Linked DNA regions of Homo sapiens: region 1 is linked to region 2. The links are chromatin contacts, found by Hi-C or POLR2A ChIA-PET in ENCODE. All regions are on one chromosome and are shown on one strand. Each heading gives the region's core, a stretch centred on a gene start or an enhancer-like site at or near the end of the contact. The rest is flanking DNA. Distances are from core to core; before and after follow the strand shown. Region 1 has its middle 95 kb from the start of TMEM170B. Region 2 has its middle 49 kb from the start of TMEM170B.

Region 1 (2,700 bases), core at 102-2,601, 46 kb after region 2:
AGCCTTTTTCTCCCCATGGCGTCTACACCTCTGGACTAGAAAAGCTCTCTGGGCCAGGCCGGAGAGGCATTCAGCCCTCCATGGCCGATTTTGAGGTGCTTTCATACTACAGAGGCATGAACAGACAGCTGCTGTACGGAGTGTTGACAGAAGAAAGCCAGGTTGGGGAAATCTTTGCCACTAAATGATCAGAAAAAAGGCCAAAAATATATCTTTTAACATGAGTGAAGTCTCTCTGGGAAAACCGCTTTGAAACCTCAAGCTAAGGGTGGATTATCCTGTCCCTGTGGTCCCAGACATCCTGACCCTACTGGTCTCTTCAGACCTGGCTCATTAGAATGACAGCCCCTGCTTTAATGTTCATTCCCCGTGCTCGTCCATGAGCTCCTCGGAGGTACTTAATTTTTATCCTCTCTGTGCCCAAGACCAGGGCTCCCCAGGGTGGCTGCTGAACAGTAGGCCCTAAAACTATTTGCTTAACCCTCTCCATCTCTCTCTTTCTCTCCCCTCTACTCCTTCCTCTCTCTCTTTCCTTCTCTCTCTTCCCACCCCCCCTCCACATACAATTCAAATAGGTGCTTATAAACATGGAGGCTGGGAAGAATTTTAATAGTTTAAGGCTAACTTCTGTGTTCATTAGACAAGAAGATGAAAAGAGAAGAAAGGGGCATTGAGACCCCCTTTTCTTTTCATTTCAGCAGGAGCAGCGTAGCGTGCGCACACGCACACACGCCCTTCTTCTAAAACAGGTGGTTTAGGCAAAAGGCTACTGACAGCCTGGCATCTCTCTGGTGAGGCTGCGATAACTGGGACTTCCTTGTACACGTTCCTCTGTGGGGTGTGGCACAGCATCAGCCTTTGAGTTGCTACTCCTGGGGATTCCTGGCAGTGCGTGACTTTGAGGGAAGTGAGGCGAGGATTCCTGCCCTCTGTTAAGCCATCCTCATTCATGTTCTCCCCTAATCAGAGCTGCATTTCTCTGTGTGTGTTTTTCAGATTTGAGTCCTGCTTTCAAAATATAAATATTCTAACTTAGTTACCCATTCATGCCTTAGCAGGATATTTAAAGGGATAAGATCTTGGAGACCCAGAGGATTGGAGACAGAGAAGGAGGGGAGGCAGCAGCCAATATGCCTGCTCCAAGAGTGCCCAGGACAAGTCCTGAGTGGTGCCTCAGTTTTGTGGGGGCCCAGACTCACACCCCCAAAGCTCCCAGCTCTGGCAGATGCAGCTGTCAGTACAGCCTAGCTGAGAGCAGGCCTGGGCTGGGAGAAGACACTGGAGGTCAACACATGGCTCTTTGTGCACTTTGTTGGCTTCTCTGCTGGACTCAGCTGGACTCAGCTGGAGGTGACGCTTGGTGACCAAATACAGCACCGCGTCTCTGAGTAAGCCCAGCTCAGGAATGCAGGATGAAGGGGGGCTGCTCTCACTTGCCCAGGGAGAGGCCTTGTGGAGGAATCAGTAAGTCAGCAAGTATTTGTTGAGCATCTATTATGTGCCAGGTGTAGGCTAGTCCTTGTGAATAAAGCCACAAATATCATCATTCTCTGTGGGTCCTAGAAACCTCTTAGCTCACAGGATGCCACACAGTCAGCCCCAGGCAGGCAGGCATCACAAGGCATCCCTGGGAGGCTGGGCTGGAGCATGAGAAGCTGAGGTAAGAGGGCTGGAGTTTGAGTAGAGGAAGTGGACACCTGGCCTGCGCTCCTCCCAGGCGGCTCAGGCTCAATGACCTTGCCGCCAAGCATCCGCTGTGCCCAGCTTCCGCAGGTGTCAGATTAACCTGGCTTCTGAATTTTTTTGGATCACAACTCTATACGCTGCCTACTCAGATCTTATTTTCCGCTCACATAATAATAATGTCTCCCAACAATTAAAAAAAACAAACAGAAAAAACCTGAGTCCCAGCGAACTCTGGAAAATCAACCTGTAACAATATACATTAGTTACACCCGGAACTCCATCAGACTGTGAATTTGTCAGTCTATTTTAGGGGCTGCCTACACACCTTATTTCTATTTCTGTAAAATTGGAATCAACCCTGCTCCACAGGATTTTCATGAGGATTAAATGAGATAATTGACTTTAAGCTCAGGGCTTGGAGTATGGTTAGCCCTTGACAGAATGTAGTCAATAAGATAATTAATAATTCTATTTGATAGAGTTACTAATAAAAATTGCTATATTCCCAAGGAGGGCAGAACCGAAGGAGAGGGCCACCCAGAGAATTTCTGAATTGATGTAAGATTTTCTTGATAGAGCCAGATATGACCGGCTTGCCCACTTCAGGGATTTCCAGGGGTACAAAACCAGCTGGCTGCTGAAATGACGCACTTGCAGGCCATTGTTTTCTTATAAGGTGTGTGCAGTTTGAATTGGGGGAGAAAAAGCATTCCTTGTTCATGTTCCGGGAAAACTGAAATAGAGCAGCAGATCTTGATTGTCTGGACAAAGCTCACTCCCTTATCCATTCCCCACACTCCTGACCCCACCCCAGGGAGGAATATCTTCTGAAACCCCCTTTCTTTTAGAAAAAAGGATGGAGGGTTGGAGAGAATCCTGTTAACCCTGGCTTGGAGAGCAGTGGATTCTAGAGGTCCCTGGGAGGCGGTGGACCAAGCAGGGCTTCCATGGGCCTCAGCTGAATTAAAGGAATGTGGGCCCCGCAACCTCAGGCAGGAGCAAGGCAGGGCCACT
Region 2 (2,700 bases), core at 59-2,558:
TTGAGGACTAAAAATTGGGTTTGCCTCTAGCTTCCAAATGGAAACTTAGGAATCTATCCTGTCTGCTCTTAATTTTCTATGATTCATTGTCACTAGGCATTCTTCTTTTGGACAATTTTATGAATATTTTTCAGGCTCAGAAAGTTCTGGGGACTGATTGGCAAAATGTAATTGCATCAGGTGGTTTTCTTGTAAAGCAAGAGTTCCGTCACTAGATGGTGCAGTGGTTCTATTTTATTTTTCTCCTTGCTTTTGCCTTGGACATTACCTATGAACTGAAATTAACTGATTGTTACTTTTGGATTCATTTCCATATGATACATTTAATGTTTTTTTTCCAAAAGAAATGCACACCAGAAAATTAAATATGAGAAAAATTAAGGTTTCTTCATGTCATCACTAGCCAATGTAACTTTCCAAAGAATTATTAAGATAGGTTGTTTGCAAATTAGAAACAACCTATCAGGATTGTTTGCAAATTAGAAAATCACTTTAGTTTATGATTTTTGTAAGTCATTAATCTAGACTTTGATTTATATATTTTTCTTAAATTCCAACTCAATGCATAATGGTTTTATCTAATTTATTTATTTTACCTAGTGTATTTTATTTATTATTTAGAGAGAGTCACACTGTGTTTGGTGCCCAGGCTGGTCTCCGACTCCTAGCCTCAAGCAATCCTCCTGCCTCAGCCTCTCAAATAGCTAGGATTACAGATGCAAGCCTTGATATCTTAGTATCTAATTTAGTAGTCTACGCTTTCTTAGTGACATTTAGTTATACAGTTGGTCAACTTGGGGTTACGCACACATAGTGCAATCTGCCTTGTGTCATGAGACTCGGTTTTAAATTCCTGCTCTACCACTTAGTAATTGAACTTGTCCAAGTCATTTAACTTCTGCAACAGTCAGTTCTCACATTAGTAAAATGGAATGACATCTCATGTTGCACGCAGTGAGTGCTTAGAAAATAACCTTTGTCCCATTGCCCTCTTTCAATGTATTGTCTGCACATAGAGGGATGATGTCCTTCCAGCCTTTGCTAGAAGTTTTGGTAATAAGTTCAGGCACTTCTGTTTCAAAGACAGAGCCAGATTCTGTCCTGACAGAGAACAGTGCATTTTTAGGGAGGATTTGTTTTAGATTTAAACTGTCCCGTTGAACCCCGCACTGCTTTTGCAACAAAGCCTGCTGAGGGAAATTTTAGAAACATACCTCAGTGGGAAAGAGCCTAGTTAGAAAGCAGGATGAATAAACTTGCTCAGCTAGCAAATTCCTCGCATTCTCTAAACCAAATATGTACAAGATGAGGAAGCCAAGGCGGCCAGCATAAATGAATCCTGAAAGATGGCCGGGACTTGCCCATCAGCTGTGCACATAGTCACCAACCACTGCAGATCCTGTTGCTAATGAGCTGCTCTGCTTTGTTTACTATGCTACAGAGACAAACTATTTAGTTCAAACTCAGAGAGGGAGGGTTGGTCTTTTCAGCTCCAGAGTTCTGGTTGTAAAAGCGCGAGTTTTGTTTTCCCATAGTGTGGCCTACAGCAGCCATGGGGACACACGTGCCCCTGCACTCAGGGTCTTCAATCAGGACTGAACTTCAGACACCAGATGGCACATGCCTGTAATCTCAGCACTTTGGGAGACCGAGGCAGGCGGATCACTTGAGGTCAGGAGGTCGAGACCAGCTTGGCCAACATGGTGAGACACCCTCTCTATTAAAAATACAAAAAAATTAGCCGGGCATGTTGGCGGGCACATGTAATCCCAGCTACTTGGGAGGCTGAGGAAGGAGAATCGCTTGAACCCGGGAGATGGAAGTTGCAGTAAGCCGAGATGGTACCACTGCACTCCAGCCTGGGCAACAGAGTGAGACTCTGTTGCCAAAAAAGAAAAAAAAAAGAGGACCAAACAGATTTTCATAAAACTACACTTGGCTTACTTTTCGTGGGAATTGGTGTTGGTGGGTGACTCCAAAATGTGTTAAAAGAAGATGCTTGTGCTATCTTTGATGTGGAAAATAGGAGAAGGTACAGAGATGAGTGGGAGATGTAGGGTTGAGGAAACTACAATTTTGAGAGACTCATGACTTTTTTTTTTCTTTAAGTTCCGGGATACATGTGCAGAACGTGCATGTTTGTTACATAGGTATACGTGTGCCATGGTGGTTTGCTGCACCTATTTATTCATCCTCTAGATTCCCTTCCCTTGCCCCCCACCCACCAGCAGGTCCTGGTGTATGTCGTTCCCCTCCCTGTGTCCATGTGTTCTCATTATTCAACTCCCACTTATGAGTGAGAACATGTGGTGTTTGGGTTTCTGTTCCTGTGTTACTTTGCTGTGGGTGATGGCTTCCAGCTTCATCATGTCCCTGCAAAGGACATGATCTCATTCCTTTTTATGGCTGCATAGTATTCCATGGTGTATATGTACCACATTTTCTTTATCCAGTCTATCATTGATGGGCATTTGGGTTGGTTCCATGTCTTTGCTATTGTAAATAGTGCTGCAGTAAACATATGTGCATGTGTCTTTATAGTAGAATGATTTATATTTCTTTGGATATATACCCAGTATTGGGATTGCTGGGTCAAATGGTATTTCTGGTTCTAGATCCTTGAGGAATCACCACACTGTCTTCCACAATGGTGGAACTAATTTACATTCCCATCAATAGCGTAAAAGCATTTCTATTTCT

Evidence for each region. Hi-C counts contacts between places; a loop is a spot of excess contacts on that map. ChIA-PET counts read pairs that join two places held with the same protein, here RNA polymerase II (POLR2A). Pooled maps may share reads with other maps.
Region 1: a loop to region 2 is called in a map of Caco-2, with 2.7 times the contacts of the local background. The contact joins two enhancer-like sites. A Hi-C loop is called at or near these places in 4 of 168 maps with a recorded cell type or tissue (Caco-2, PC-9, ascending aorta and 1 more) and 2 of 50 pooled maps. POLR2A ChIA-PET finds 5 or more read pairs at or near these places in 2 of 52 experiments (PC-9 and naive thymus-derived CD4-positive, alpha-beta T cell).

Annotation. Positions count from the first base shown.
Region 1 is chr6:11,631,594-11,634,293 of GRCh38, forward strand. No RefSeq gene overlaps it. Among named protein-coding and RNA genes, the nearest start is that of TMEM170B, 95 kb to the left of the region's middle. Within about 2 kb of position 1,352, at least 3 of the 41 ENCODE cell types and tissues checked have a DNase peak (open chromatin) inside an H3K27ac peak, as active enhancers do.
Region 2 is chr6:11,585,408-11,588,107 of GRCh38, forward strand. No RefSeq gene overlaps it. Among named protein-coding and RNA genes, the nearest start is that of TMEM170B, 49 kb to the left of the region's middle. Within about 2 kb of position 1,309, at least 2 of the 41 ENCODE cell types and tissues checked have a DNase peak (open chromatin) inside an H3K27ac peak, as active enhancers do.